Regions from separate parts of the Homo sapiens genome. Here region 2 is linked to region 1. The links are chromatin loops, found by intact Hi-C in ENCODE. Cell type or tissue: PC-3. All regions are shown on one strand. Links, peaks and the distances in the headings refer to the core of each region. The heading gives the core; the rest is flanking DNA.

Region 1 (7,412 bases), core at 999-5,998:
TGAGTACATACACATATGATTGTGTGCACACATGTGTGCATGCACACACACACACACACACACATACACACCTACCTTATATCTCAGCCATATTGAAGCATTTTAATTTCCCCCAAATGTGCCACACCACCTATTTCTTCTTCCATGCCTCACACTAAGAGTCAGTCATCTCTCCTGAGAACCTTTTACCCATCAGCAGCCTCCTGCCCCAGCTAAGGTACTTTCCTGCTTTGTACTCCCACCGCATTCCCACATTTCCCATCCTGATAGATCACACCCCACAGAAGTAACTCATGGTTCACTAATGGATCTGAATGACAACTTTCCACCTTAGACTGTGAGACTCCTGAGGGTAAAAGTGAGGTCTGGACCTCTTCCCTCTGTCTCTCAGCTGTTAGCACAGTGCCTGGCACCCAGTAGGCATTCAGGGCCTTTAGGAGCTGCTCATCAATCATCCCGAAGTGCCCTAACCCATTTACCTTCCCACTCTGCTGAGCAACAGGTTCCAACTTTCTCTCCTCAAGCCCCCATAACCCCTTCCCCAGCCTTCTCTTTAAGCAGATCATCTTTCCAATTCGTAAGAGAATAGAAACAGTCAGAAGATAACTTCCACGAGGTCCCCAGTGTATCTACCTCCTGCATCAGTTTCCTTAAACTCCACCTTCCACCATATTACAACCGACAAACTGGCCTCACTCCAGTTAGGGCCCCCCCTTCTACTTGCCTGTTAATCATATCCTCTCTACTTATTGGAAGACATTACTCCAATATTTGTCTCTTTTTTTCCCTCATATCATTATTTTGTCCTTTTCACTGGATAATTTAAAAACCCAGATTAATTACTTTTATTTTTTAAAATAAAACATTTCTCTCCAGCTACAGCCCCATTCTCTGCTGTCCTTTACAGCAAAATCCTTCAAAAGAGCTATAATTCATAGTGTCTACCAATCCTTTCTTCTCACTCTTTCTTAAACTTACTCTGAGCAGTCTGTAGCCCCATCATTCTACCAAAGCTGTTCTTGTTAGTCTTGATACTCCCCTCAGCGTTGCTAAGTCCAATGGTCAAGCTTCACTTTGCATTTTATTGGACAATCAAAAACTTTTAACATAATTGATCTTACTTGAAACACTTTCTTCACTTGGATTCTAAGACACACTCCACCTAATTAATCTCATACCTCCCTGGCCACCTATTGGCTAGTGTATATGCCAGTTTTTGCTGCAGGAACTAGTCCTAATATCACAATGGTTTACAACCATAAAGATCAGTGTTTTGTTCAAATTCCATAAAGGTATGGTGTCAGCTACAGATCTGCTTGACTCTGCTGGGTTCATCTGCAGCTCAGCTCGGCTTGACTCTGTTTGGAGCTCTGTGCCATCTGTTTTCTCACTCTTAGACCCAGGCTAAAGGAGCAGTCCCATCCGTAGCATGCTATTCTCTTGTAGCAGAGGAAAGGAGCAAAAGGATTGAAACTCCCAAAGTTTCCAAGAGCTTCTGCTGGGACATGGCATGTATCATGTCTACTCACATTCCATTGGTCAAAGTAAACCTGTGAATCACATCTCCTATGTGAAAGGGGTAATAAGTTGTTTGTCCTCATCTTAAGCCCATGAGATGTGGCTTCAGTGAGACCATTGACAAGTTTCATGCATGTCCTCAAAGGACTGGGGAACCCCGTGATATACTCACTGTCTGACTCACATCTAAGAAATCTAAGGTGTCAAAAACTAGCTGAAGTGGTCTACAACAGCAGAGTGAGCCACAGCTTGAGAAGTTCCTACATTCCCACCAAGAATGTATCTAAAGAGTGTGTTTCCTATTGATTGACATGTGTGATATAATGGAGAGAGCCTCTGTGGAGGTGGCTTACTTTCTGACCTAGAATGTTACCTGAAGGGGTGAGAAGATCACAGCAGAGGAAAACCGGGGCTATGGAGTTAGATGTTCAGGGGCCAAGGCAGTGGTGGATGGACACACAGTCCATATCAGGAAACTGCCCATCAGAGGGCCCAGGGGTAGACGGAACCCTGAAGAGACCTCACAAATGCCCACATGGGCCAGCTTCCAACATCCACCACAGCCAAAGGGAAATATGCCACATTCATGCCAATTGAATGAAACCTTTCTTTCCCATTTACCTCTTCCTTTTCCTCTGTCCCCTCACCTTGGAGAAGTCAAGCTAGCAACTAGGAATGGGGTAAGGAAGAGAAGGAAAATAAGAAGATTGCCCCTTCACCCCTGGTGGCAGGCCCAAGCTGATGGGGTAGGAAGACTCACTCCAGCTGAAATTTAGGGATTGTTATTATTACATATTACTAAGCTGAGACTATTTATGTGATTAGAAGTCACCAGAGGACTTAAAAATAAACTATCTGAGACTATTAAAAAGTCAAGGACCCCGCTCCAGAGTCTGAAAAAGTAGGTATGTACGTGTGTGTTGGGGAAAGGTGGGGCATGATAAAGTTATTTCTTTTGCACTCCATGAACCACATTTGTTCCAAGTGGCCTAGGCTGCTGTGCCATTACCTGGGCTGGTTGCATCTGCCTGGGCTTCATGATAGGAAGAGGTTGCACTTCAACTTTGTGGAAACCTGGCAACTTCATTAACATCTCCGACTATGAGAATATAGGAGGCTAGAATCTTAGTTTACAATTGGCTGGCCTCACATTTGACCCTGTTTACATAAAGGAAATCTAGGCATCTGGCCAATTTAGGACCAAACAATTTCGTAGCTGGGGTGTTGAGCTTCATTTCCTTCTTCATTTATAAATGCAGTTGAAGCTGATTCCAAAGCATTTTTAGGAAGTCAGTAAAAACATTTAGGCGTCACTACTACTGTTTTATTAAATTTCATCTGTTGTTTTGACCTTGCTTGTGTTTAAATACGGAAATAAAAATCTGGGTGTGGCCGTGGGGGAGTGAAGGGATGTTAAGTCATTACACCACCTACTTATCCAGTCAGGAAACCCCAAGCCACTGGTCCATTTCCTGCTTTAGTAAGCCAAGGAATGCAATCGTGTCATGTGTGTGACTAAGGGTAACATGACTCAGGTTAAGAACTGGGTCTATTGAATTTGTTTCCTGGCCAAGAAAACTACAATTCAATTGCTACTAGAGTTAAATGGAAAATATATACTTTTGCCTTCATTAGAGCTATTGCTACTTCTAAAGAATTGTTGGGAACATAAGATCAAACTTAAACATGATAGCATAAGTTCTACTTATTGTGAATTAGGACAGCCCTTGGGAATATTGCCTTTTATTCCCAGCTCTACGTATGCTTTGTGTTGGACCTTAGACATCATACCTCTGTCCTTACACATGAAAAAGAGACTATTGCTAGTCAACACTCAATACCAGGCAAATTAAAAATGCTCATTTAAACACAGGGTAGACTACTATGATCCCTTACCTGTGGATTTATTTGTTTATCTAGTTCTTCATTTCTTAAAATGGTACCCTTCACAGAAGCACCTCAGGGTACAAGCAGCACATTAAAACAGTAATTAAAATAGATAAAACATTACAAAACAGCAATTAAAGGAGCAGCAAATGAGATTACGTCTTAAAACACTATTATGCTGAAAACCTTTAAAAAAAAAAACTGTTCACCTTATCAGTATAGCAGGCACATGGGCAAGGAGGGGAGAGCCTTTGTTGTGGCTTTGAGAAGTCACAAATGGAAAACATGTGGTGAGACAAATGATTTTAAACCTTGCCTCTCAATGTAATTTTGTATCTCAAATGTAATATTCTGGCCCCCAGCCCCCACACCCCCAAGCCCTAATCTGTTCCCCTACAGGGGTGGCTTGTTTTATACCATACCTTAATGTGTCTCTTTAGCCAGAGCAGGCTACAGAGGATTCAAAAGACTCTTTCTTTCCCAGAGGCTGTAAATGGAGTCCTTAGTCATACTTTATGTAGCTCAAATGGCAGTTGATCATGCTTAAGTACTAGAAACAATCAAAGGACCATAACCTCAGAGAACATTCTTCCAACTTAGTAGGAAAATCTTTGTCATTCATCCCTAGCTCCCACCCCACCGGGCCCCATGGGCTGGCAGTTTTCTTACACAACATCATGTCCTCTCCCATCTTGTTTTATGCCTAAGCAAGCCTTTGTTCGTCTCTACTAACTGAACTCACCAGTCCCATTTCACTTTCTAGTGCTAATAACGCTTACTTGCAACATGTGAGTTTATTTATTTATTTATTGAGATGGAGTTTCACTCTGTCACCCAGGCTGGAGTGCGGTAGCACAACAATCTTGGCTCACTGCAACCTCTGCCTCCCGGGTTCAAGCAATTCTCCCTCCCTCAGCCTCCCAAGTAGCTGGGATTACAGGCACCCACTACCACACTGGGCTAATTTTTATATTTTTAGTAGAGACGGGGTTTCCCTGTGTTGGCCATGCTGGCCTTGAACTCCTACCTCAGGTGATCTACCCGCCTCAGCCTCCCAAAGTGCTGGGATTACAGGCATGAGCCACCGTGCCCAGCCCATGTGAGTTTAAAGTTAGAATTTACATAGGTAGCAAGCAATTTGCAAAAGCCAACAATGCTATAATTGTCCAGTTTTTAAACATGTGAGAGCTTGGTGAGCATTCTGACCTTGGGAGCTGAAAATATATTGTCTGTTTTATTGACATGAGGGCGTATCTCCACTGAGATGCTGCTCTGTAACAGTACATGAGTCCTTTCAGAAACTGTTTTGTAGGAAGCCCATCTTGTTTGTATAAAATTGTTACTTTATACTCATTTTGCTCTACGTTGATCTTAAAGGGTGGAGCTCCACTGTGCAGGCACCTTCCTCAGCAACCTGTCTCCCTCTCCTATTTCAGTAAGGCCAAACCACCCAGAATGGTTGGATTGATGAGTGGGTGGGTGGATGGATGGGTAGTTAAGGGATGGGTGGTTGGGCTGATGGGTGGGTGGAAGGATGAATGGGTAATAAGGGTATGGGTGGTCAGGTGGGTAGAAGGATGGATGGGTAATTAGGGGATGGGTGGTTAAGTGGGTAGGTGGCTGGATGGATGGATGAGTAGAGATGGATGGATGAGTGGATGGATGGATGGATGGATGGATGGATGGATGGATGGATGGATGAATGAGTAAATGACACACTGCCTAGAAGGTATTTTAAAGGACACTTTACATATGGCCAAATTGATAGTACAGGGCGGAGATGGGGAACTCTGAGAGAAGGGCCCTCAAGGAGGCTGGCATAGAAAACAGAAACCACAGCCCATCCAGAGCACACATTGATCACTTCAATATAACTCTGCATTGAAAGATAACAAGGTTTTTTTCTTCTGGAAAAAAAAAAAAGTGCAGATACTGGCTGATGTGAAATTAGCAATCACAGTCTTAGGTTGTCCTAAATGCTTGAAGGATGCATATGTTTAACTGCCAAGATGCCTTTGACTAACTCTTGGGTTCTTGATAAAAGTAGAGAGACCAATGTCTAGTAAGAAAGTGACTATAATTACCTGCTAAGGTATCTGATGCAGTAGGAATATTAGTTTGTGTTAAAAGTGTTTATCTGAGGTTTTCTGTGAGGATCCCACGTTATTCATAAGTACACTTCCCACCCTCCCTGGCATAGCTCCACACCCTTTTTCACATGGCCTGAAATTCCCTTTAAAGCTCCAGAGAGTACCTAGAATATCCGTTAAGCAGATATTCTACCACAAAGTGGAGGAAGGAGTTGAGGAAAGAGTCAAGAGGAATTCTAGCTCATTCCATTTACTCATGAATACTCATGAGATTCTCAGTTACTGTTTACCACTTTGGCAAACAAAAAGTAGGGCCCTGAGAAAATGCAACTTAGAATGGGTAAGTTTTGATGAAAGGGAGGAAGGTTGGAAAGGTGAGAATGATAAAAGAAAAAAACTGGGTTAACAAGAATATGTCAGCACAGTAAGATCCTAGAGAAGAGTAAGCCTGTCTGAAAGGGCACAGCACAGAAAATGGACAAACTTCCTGATGTCACCAAATAAAGTTGCCCTCAAGTCAGTAAATAGAATTCTGAAGAACAGCATCTTTAAATCTGTAGTTTTAGACCAAGCTCTGTAGAATAACAATGCCCCAAAGTTATGCCAGGCTTGCTTTAAAGCCTCTTGTCCATGAATATATTTAAACGGCTTCAGTTTTACCAGCAAAGCTCCTTTGGGGTGTACACTGTTCAAGTGGCTTTCTACCACCAAGCTGTTTATCATTTTGTAATTTCACATCAAAGAGAGTATCACTACATTCAGTAAAGACCTGCATCGGTAAGCAAAGGCTTGCTGTGGCCCTTGGCTAACACAGACAGGCTCATATACAGCTTCATTTACCCGGTGGGATACCCTGTGGAACATGAAGAGCATCGTGAGCCATGCGGGCTTTGAGAGCAAAGACCTGGAGGCACCTCACTGTGGATGACCTGTATCTCATCTCTGCCTTGTGAAGTCATGGAGCCTTCATGTATATGACTTGTCCCCCTAGTTAGGGGCCAAACTCCTTGAACCACGTTAGTCTTCCCCGTAACCCCGACTCTCCTCATTCTCCAGAGCACCCAGTGAATAGGGTGTTTCCCCTTACTCTGCCAATCATAAGCAAAAGGGAACCCTCCCAGAACTCAAGCAGCATTAGCACAGTGGAGATTAAAGATACCATTCAAATGCCTTAAAGGACTTTGTTGATTTCCCACAGGAAACATTATAAATTGCTGTGTTTTCAGCACTTGTAAAATCCCTAGGTGGGTCTCCCTGCAGAAGAGAGGGGCAAACAAAAGTCACAAAAATTCTCAGCCACCGTCAGCATATGCTCCTTGTGTTTTCTGCACCATTCACTCTTTCTTAACTGTCCCTTTCCTGCTGTAAGCACAGTTTGAATGTGGTTTAAGTGAGCATGAAAACAATGTAGTATGCATTGGTTAATTCTGCTGCTCTGGAAAACCAACAATGTCAGAGGCAGGCTGAATTCAGCCCCAGGGCAGTCTCTGAACTCCTGAAGCAATAAAACTGCTGAGGGCTTCATTTTAAGGCCCAGAGGTTGGTGCCTGAGCTTTAGAAGGGCCACCTCTGCCTCTGACATGACTAACTTCTGCTTTATCCTCATGGCCACACATTCCACTGAACCACCTCCTTCCCACCTGCCAGAGCCCTTAAGAGGCTACTCCAGCCTCCTCTCAGAGCCCAGGTCCTTGTGTTCTTTGCATCTCTCTTTTCATTCGTTGGGTGCTCTGGAGAATGAGGGGAGTTGGGGGGATACAGGGAAGAATGACATAGTCCTAGGAGTCTGGCCCCTAACTAAAGGGATAAGTCATATGTGTGAAGGCTCTGTGACCTCTCAAGCCAGGTGTGACAGGTAACCCACAGCGAGATGCCTCCAGGTCTTTGCTCCCAAAGCCCCCATGGCTCAGGATGCTC
Region 2 (7,412 bases), core at 771-5,770, 200 kb before region 1:
AACCCCCAGGCTGTGGACCGGCACTGGTCTGTGGCCTGTTAGGAACTGGGCCACACAGCAGGAGGTGAGCAATGGGCCAGTGAGCAGTACTGCCTGAGCTCCGCCTCTGTGAGATCAGCGGCGGCATTAGATTCTCCTAGCAGCGCAAACCCTATTGTGAACTGCGCATGTGAGGGATCTAGGTTGCGCACTCCCTATGAGCGTCTAATGCCTGAGGAATGCCTTTCATCCCGAAGCCATCCCCTCCCCCAATCCGTGGAAAAATCGCCTTCCACGAAACAGTTCCCTGGTGCCGAAAAGTCTGGGGACTGCTGACCTAGATGACCACTACAGTGATTTTGTATGGCCATAAACTCCCTATGCTAATTTCTTGATCTAGAAAATGTGAGAATAGTTGTTCTATATACATTACAAAACTATTCTGAGTAATAAATAAAGTAATATGGTTGTAAAGGCCCTGTAATCTACAGAGCCTATGCTATATAAATATAAATATAATTTCTACCCTTATTTATATCAATATCTTTCATTCTACTTACAGAGATCTCTCTGGTTTTATTAAAATTACTAAAGATAAGTCTGCTTCTAGTGAACATTTCTTCATAAATATGGCATTTTATGATCCAGGAAACTTAGAGAATAACCATTTTTACACGTGATTTCCTCTATTAGGAATGAATCACTTAGTTAAGACATACTGTCTAAAGTTGATAAATCAAAAAATAGAGGTTGAAGTATTAATATGTTACTTAAAGTTATAAAGGTGCTCACAACCAAAACTGATATTACTTGTGGAAGTTAAGCAGAAAAAAGAAGAAAAAAAGGAAGGAAGAAGCTAACTAAAATTCTGCATCTGGCATACTAGGAAACGAACAGATGCTATGTGGAGTTGCTAAGTCAAGAAATGAAAATATATGCGTATTCTTAGGAGTCATAGAATAACAATCAGAAAAAATAAAGACATAAATGGTTAAAATCAGATACCTTTGCTGTGTAGGATCACGATATAGGCAAAGGATGAAAAATAATTTAACTCTTTATTTTATACTCTTCTATGCAGTCTGAATGTTTTTAATGTGTTTGAATTATATTTACTTATGTATTCTTCTTCAGGTGATCAAGATATCAAAAGCAGAAACTATAAAATAAAAGCCCATTTGTTTGATGGCAATAGAGTCAAGCAATCCTAGCAGGCAAAAACCCACTACAAAAAAATTAAATGACGAATGATAAACCAAGGGAAGCATTTTCAACACATGTGTTGATCAGTTAATAGTCTTTGTAATATACATGATAAATTGTTAATCTCATCACTATACCTAATTCATTATTTACGTTACCTTGGGCAAGTTACTCAATCCCCCTGCGCCTTGGCAGACTCATTTGTAAAATAGACAGTAATAGCACTTACCTCACAGGATGGGATTAAACATAAAACACCTAAATCAGGGCCTGGTGGGTCATGCTCAATACACATTAAATGTTAGCTGTTGCTGTTACTCCTATCATCAAAGACCAATAATAAAAGGTAAGCATAATAGAAAAATGGACAAATGATATAAATAGTTAATAAACAAAAGAAGAAACATAAATGGACAACAGCTATACTAAATAAGATCAGCTTTACTAATAATGAAGTAAAACAAATTAAACCAACAATGGAGTATTATTTTTACCTGGCAAATATTTAAATCTTCAGGACTCAAAAAAGAATAATCATACTTGGAGTAAGTCAGGGTTTGGGAATTGAGAACCCTCCTATATGATTGGTGAAAAAGGAAAGTGATAAAACTTTTACAAAGGCAGTGTTTACTGAGCCATTAGATTTTGTGAATCATTTGATCCAGCAATTTTGTTTCTAGAAATTTATTCTAAGAAGTAATTATGGGCATGTGCAATAGTCTCTCCATGGAGATGAATGCATTGATTTGAGCAAGAAGTTGTGCACAATGGTTACTAGTTGGTTGAGTGAATTATAGCATATTAATATCATGGAACCCTATGAAGTCATTTAAAAAATAATAAAGAAAAAATATATTGATGGGAAAAGATATTCACAATACATTTTTAAGTAAACAGGAAATTTAATATATAATATTTATATTTAATAACTATCAAATAAGAAAATTTAATATATAATAAGATCTAGCTTGGTTAAAAATTCACAGCCAAATTTATATGTGCAAATGCACCTAAAATTATATATTATATATACTAACATACATTATATGTATTATATATGAATATAATTATATATTATTAAATTTTATATATTTTATTATACCTGTATATATAAATAACATATAACATTTGTATTATTTATATATAAATTACATGGAGTCAGAAGTGTTATGTGGAATCACAAGTGATTTTTATTTTTTTCTTTTGGCTTGCATATATTTACCAAAATAGAGCAAACTACTTATGATAGACTCTGGTCCCAAAAATCCCCATTAACATACTTAATAATTGGCAATGTTCATTTAAGTGCAGATTGCACAGAGGTAGAAGTCTGAAATTCTTTTGCTACCCATGATAGAAGAGAAAGAAGATGTTGGCTGTTTTGGGCCATTTATCTGCAAAACAGAAATACTGCTATTGTTGTACTGAAACCTACTCATAAAATAATTCCACAGTGTGCAAATGCCTCCAGGTTTTCTTAGAGATAAAATAAGTATCTCATTAAACAGCTGACTCTTGGATGACAATAAATACATACTAGATGTCTTTATTCCCTGTTAAGTAAATGCTTATAAGGAAATTCGATGTCATCAATTATTTAAAAAGATGAAGAAATGGAGCACCAATTTTGTCTTTTTAAATGAGACTGTTATGCTGCAGAGAAGTTCTTGCTAGATAATGTCATTTAAAGTGTGATACCAGTGAACGCTTGGCACTTTGAGTGGCATTTTGAAAGACTACATTTCTTACCGCCCATGTATCTTGAGGGAAATTTAATATGGAAGGTAATTGGATGGCTATAAGACTCAAGCAACCGTGGAACTGAGGGGAACCTTGAACTATCATCCAACCGTTCAAGAGAAATGTACTGAGGATCAGTATGTGCCAGACATTATGCCAAGTGTTGGTGACAAAGACTGGATGGGCATAGCCACTCATCTCGGCCCTCAATAACTCCTCACTGAAGTAGGCAAACAATATCTATAAAGGGATTTAATATGCGTAACAAAACCTCACCCTAGAAACCATTTCAGAAAATAGCTTACATGTATAGGGTTTGGTTATAAAAATATATTCCTAAAATAATTCCATTTTTTCTCTTGGTAACGTCATCTTGAAGTAGATTTCGAGTTCCTTAAAGGCAAATTTTCTCCATCCCTCACAACACATAGGCAATTATTTGGTAGGTTCTCCAATAACTACTGAATGAATGAGTTCATAGACCCCTTCAGAAGCAGATGGGGAGACGTTTTATAATACTAATCATTAAAACCTCTTCCAGAGATAGATATTTCATGTTCATTCTGCTTCTTCCAACTATTTGAAAAGCCTTGTTAGAAACCCTCATTAGTGCTCCTCCAATTTGACCCATAGTTGTAAACACAGAGGTGATAAGAAGCTGTCCCCTTTTGATCAGAATTAACTGAAACTGTTATCACAACCAGAGGTATATTTCTCATGAATCTGCTTAACTTAAGAACAAGTTTCTTATATCTTGACACATCTTTCTGAAGGTAATTCACTTTGATATTTGCCTTGAAAACTGATAATCAGCATGAAACTCATTTATTTTGATGCCTGTCTAGATACTGGGGTGATACATAATTAAAAAAAAAAAAAGTTATGGCTGTTTTTGCTTAAGGACTCCTTGTCTTGGGAGTCAATTTCATGCTGACTTCATTTTTCAGACACCAGGTGGCATCACATGGCAGGAATGGCAAGGCCACCCTGGGATCTTTAAACAGAGGCTGGGAAGCAGTGCTCAGCTGAATTCCAGCTTTAAGTTGTGTGCTCGGTGTGCTGCCCACACCCCTGCCTGCTGCTGCTGTCTTGTTTGTTTTTCTCTCATTCCTGTTCCCTGGTTCCTGACTCTGGCATCTCCCCTACCCTACCTCTTAATGTCCCTGTTCAGATTACTGGGACTTGACCTTGATTATATTCTGTGACTCTGTCTTTTGTCTCACGGATGAGATCTGACATTCACTGGCAGCGTCTCCAGAACTCTACCCCGTAACTTAGAACTTGCTTTGCTCGTGTCAAGTCATGCGTGACAAATTGGCCTACCAAAAATAAATAAAAGAAATCCATGTGGATGGTTTCTTATCTCAGTTCCAATGTACTTTAATTTATTGGTATATAAGTCAGATGCAAGTGATGAAAGTGATAGAAACCCAATTCAAATTAGCTTCAGCAAAATTTGTCCACTGGCCTGTTTAACAGGGATTGAGCTGACTCTGGACATGCCAGGCTTAAGACTTCAAACATGGCTGTCTATCTGTTCTTTTTCTCTCTTGGCCCCGATTGTCTCTGAGTGCTAGCCTCATTCTTTCATGGTGCAGATAGATAGCTTACTCTAGAAAGCAGGAGAAGGTGACTAATGGCATCTCCAGGCTTACTTTTTTTTTTTTTTAGCTCAAAATAACATTTCATTCTCCCAATATTTGCATATCAGTCACAAAGACTCTGTTTGCCTCTGCTTGTATCAGAAGATCACCCATAAGCCAATCACATAATACTCGAAGGGAATTAAACAAGGTCACTGGTCAGATCTGAGTCACATTCCCATCCCTGTGACCAGTGACATGGAATCCATTATTGGAAGAAAGTGGTTGGAGGACAAGTAAGAATAATAACAACCATATTTCATGATCCTAGAATGTTCAGAACATGGTGGATTAAAATGATAGGTCCTATGCACTAAAAACTCAAAGAAAGGCTTTATTTTAAAAAGCGAACATTACTAAATGTAGAGTTGATTTTGAAGGAGAGAAAAGGAAATTCTCCAAGTGTGAGAAACAAGAGAAAAATCACAGCAAGAGTGGGAAGCTGCCACTGTCAGTGGCCATGTGATTTTATATGGCATATACTGCCCAGAGGTTTTGGAGCTGGAATCCCATTTCCATGTGGAAATCAGAACCCTGTCTAAAGGTTCACTCATGGTAATACAACTTGAGCAAAGCTCTTTGAATAGGGCCTGCAATTTCAAAGTGTTCCTTCAGTCACATAGACTGTGTAGAGCAGCCTTAAGAAATAGCAACGAAACTTGCCATCTATCTGGAATTTGAGAAATCAAAATCCCTAGCCTGGGCAGTTGTGATACAGGAAATGTAAGCCAATAAATTAACATGGAGAGTTTTCAGGACTATTGAAACAACTGTCACAGCCGTATCCCCTCTTCCTATTTCCAAATACACTGAAACTGCCCTGAGGTGATACTTTCACATCCCAGGTACATAGAAATCCCACTTAAAAAACAGAATCTTTTCTGAAAATGAGCTCACAATAAAAAATGTACAGGCCGCAAGAAGAATAACTCCACCATGTTGAGCAAAGGAAGGAAAGAAAGGAGATAAGCAAAACAAAAGTAAATCAGAAGGACAAGCACCCTAAGGAACTAAACAAAAATTACAAAAATATGAGAAAGATTATCAAATGAGCACACTAAAGAGACTAAAGAGGTAAACAGTGGAGTGGGGAAAAATTAGAAAAGAATGGTATAATAGGAAAAAAAGAACTTTTCAAAATGAAAAGTGCAAATATTGACATTAAAAACTAAAGGGAATGACATAAATGTCATATTAAACCCAGCGATGAAACAGAATATAAAGTTGGCAAATGGCCCAGCATGTAGTACAGATAAAAAATATGAAAGGCTAGTTAAGAGATATGGAGGATAGCACTTTTTAAAAATCCAGAATTCATCAATAAAAATTTCAAAAGGAGAAACTAAAGAGAATTGAATTGTGGCAATATTTTGAAGGGATAATGGTTGATAATTTTCCAAAATTAAAGAGATAAATTGAAGCATCACATTATGTCTAGAGCTGGATAAATTAACACTAATTCACATTCAAATACATTGCAGGTTTTAGGTTTATTTTGTTGTGTTTTTAATTTTAAAGAGTCTATTTGAGCAACAGAGATTTGTGAATCAGGCAGCTCCAGGCCTCAAGTGTTAAGCCTCCACCTAGAGGAGGGGAACAGCTTTATAAGATATTTGAGGAAGCAAGACAAAGAAAATATTTGATTGATTATTGTTGTGAAATGTGAGATCATCAAAGAGAAAGAAGAAATTTTAAAAGCAACCAGAGAGGAGAGATGGTTTATTTCCAATAAGGATTACTTACACTTACTTACAATTTGGATGGCAATAGTTTTCTCATTGGCAACAATAGCTGCTTAGCTGCTAGAGGATAGAGGAATAATAGGTTCAAAGTATTGCAGGAAATTCATTGACAGCCCAGGTTCTAAATTCAACTAAAATGTCATTTAAGAATAAGATTAAATACATTTTCAGGTACTTCATCACTCATCAATGATAGAACTTCTGAAGAATATTATTGAGTAGAAATAGGAAACTAAACTCAGAATAAGGGAGAAACAAGGAGAATTGAGCAGAGAAATTGGTAGAAACATTCATAAATCTAATAAGGCATGACTATGACAATAATAGTGATGATAGTTAATGGGAGTGGCGGGCAAAATAAGTTAGAAACAATTACTCATAATCCACTACAATATTCAAAGACGGGACACTGAAAGGTCATAGAGGGAGAAATAATGTGTATAGAGAAAGTGGGGGAAAAGTGGAGACACAGCAAAAGACCTGTTTATTAGAGCAATGCAATTTTCACTCCAATAGCTACCTTCACCAGAATGCTTCTCAAAATGATGCAAAAGACTGCGACAACAGGCCGGGCACAGTGGCTCACGCCTGTAATCCCAGCACTTTGGGAGGCCAAGGCTGGCGGATCACGAGGTCAGGAGATCGAGACCATCCTGGCTAACATGGTGAAACCCTGTCTCTACTAAAAATACAAAAAATTAGCTGGGCATGGTGGCAGGCACCTGTAGTCCCAGCTACTTGGGAGGCTGAAGCAGGATAATGGCATGAACCCGGGAGGCAGAGCTTGCAGTGAGTCAAGATTGCGCCACTGCACTCTGTTGCCTAGGCAACAGAGCAAGACTCTGTCTCAAAAAAAAAAAAAAAAAAAAAAAAGACTGTGACAACAGATAATTCTTTTTAATTTGGTAAGGAAATGCTGAAATCAATTTATATCTGCTATGACACTGTAGGTAGCCCTTAACAATTTCAGACTGTGCAAAAAATACCTATTTATTAGGAAACTGGTAAAGTATCTTCCATGGGGCCCCTCCATTTTTCTCTCCAGAATTTTAGGCTCTCTTCTTTGTGGCTTTGGTGTTTCCAATTGTGGACATGTCATGTTCTC

The links. Hi-C counts contacts between places; a loop is a spot of excess contacts. Peaks named below come from ENCODE experiments on the same cell type or tissue, not always from the same donor. Only the 100,000 strongest peaks of a DNase experiment are listed, where the experiment ranks them.
Region 2: a loop joins it to region 1, with 4 times the contacts of the local background. A loop is called at or near these places in 22 of 110 quality-filtered maps.

The regions. Positions count from the first base shown.
Region 1 is chr3:143,439,529-143,446,940 of GRCh38, reverse strand. The region is part of intron 12 of SLC9A9 (solute carrier family 9 member A9); the gene reads left to right. Among named protein-coding and RNA genes, the nearest start is that of SLC9A9-AS1, 100 kb to the right of the region's middle. RefSeq lists an enhancer at 2,265-3,464. In PC-3, for the core only: no CTCF peak of the experiment used is centred there; a DNase peak (open chromatin) is centred at 2,980; H3K4me3 peaks cover 640 bases; H3K27ac peaks cover 2,537 bases.
Region 2 is chr3:143,641,154-143,648,565 of GRCh38, reverse strand. The region is part of intron 6 of SLC9A9 (solute carrier family 9 member A9); the gene reads left to right. All of the region lies in intron 1 of LOC102724120 (a long non-coding RNA gene), which reads right to left. Among named protein-coding and RNA genes, the nearest start is that of SLC9A9, 200 kb to the left of the region's middle. RefSeq lists enhancers at 1-103, 104-605. In PC-3, for the core only: a CTCF peak has its summit at 3,865 (motif pointing right); a DNase peak (open chromatin) is centred at 3,895.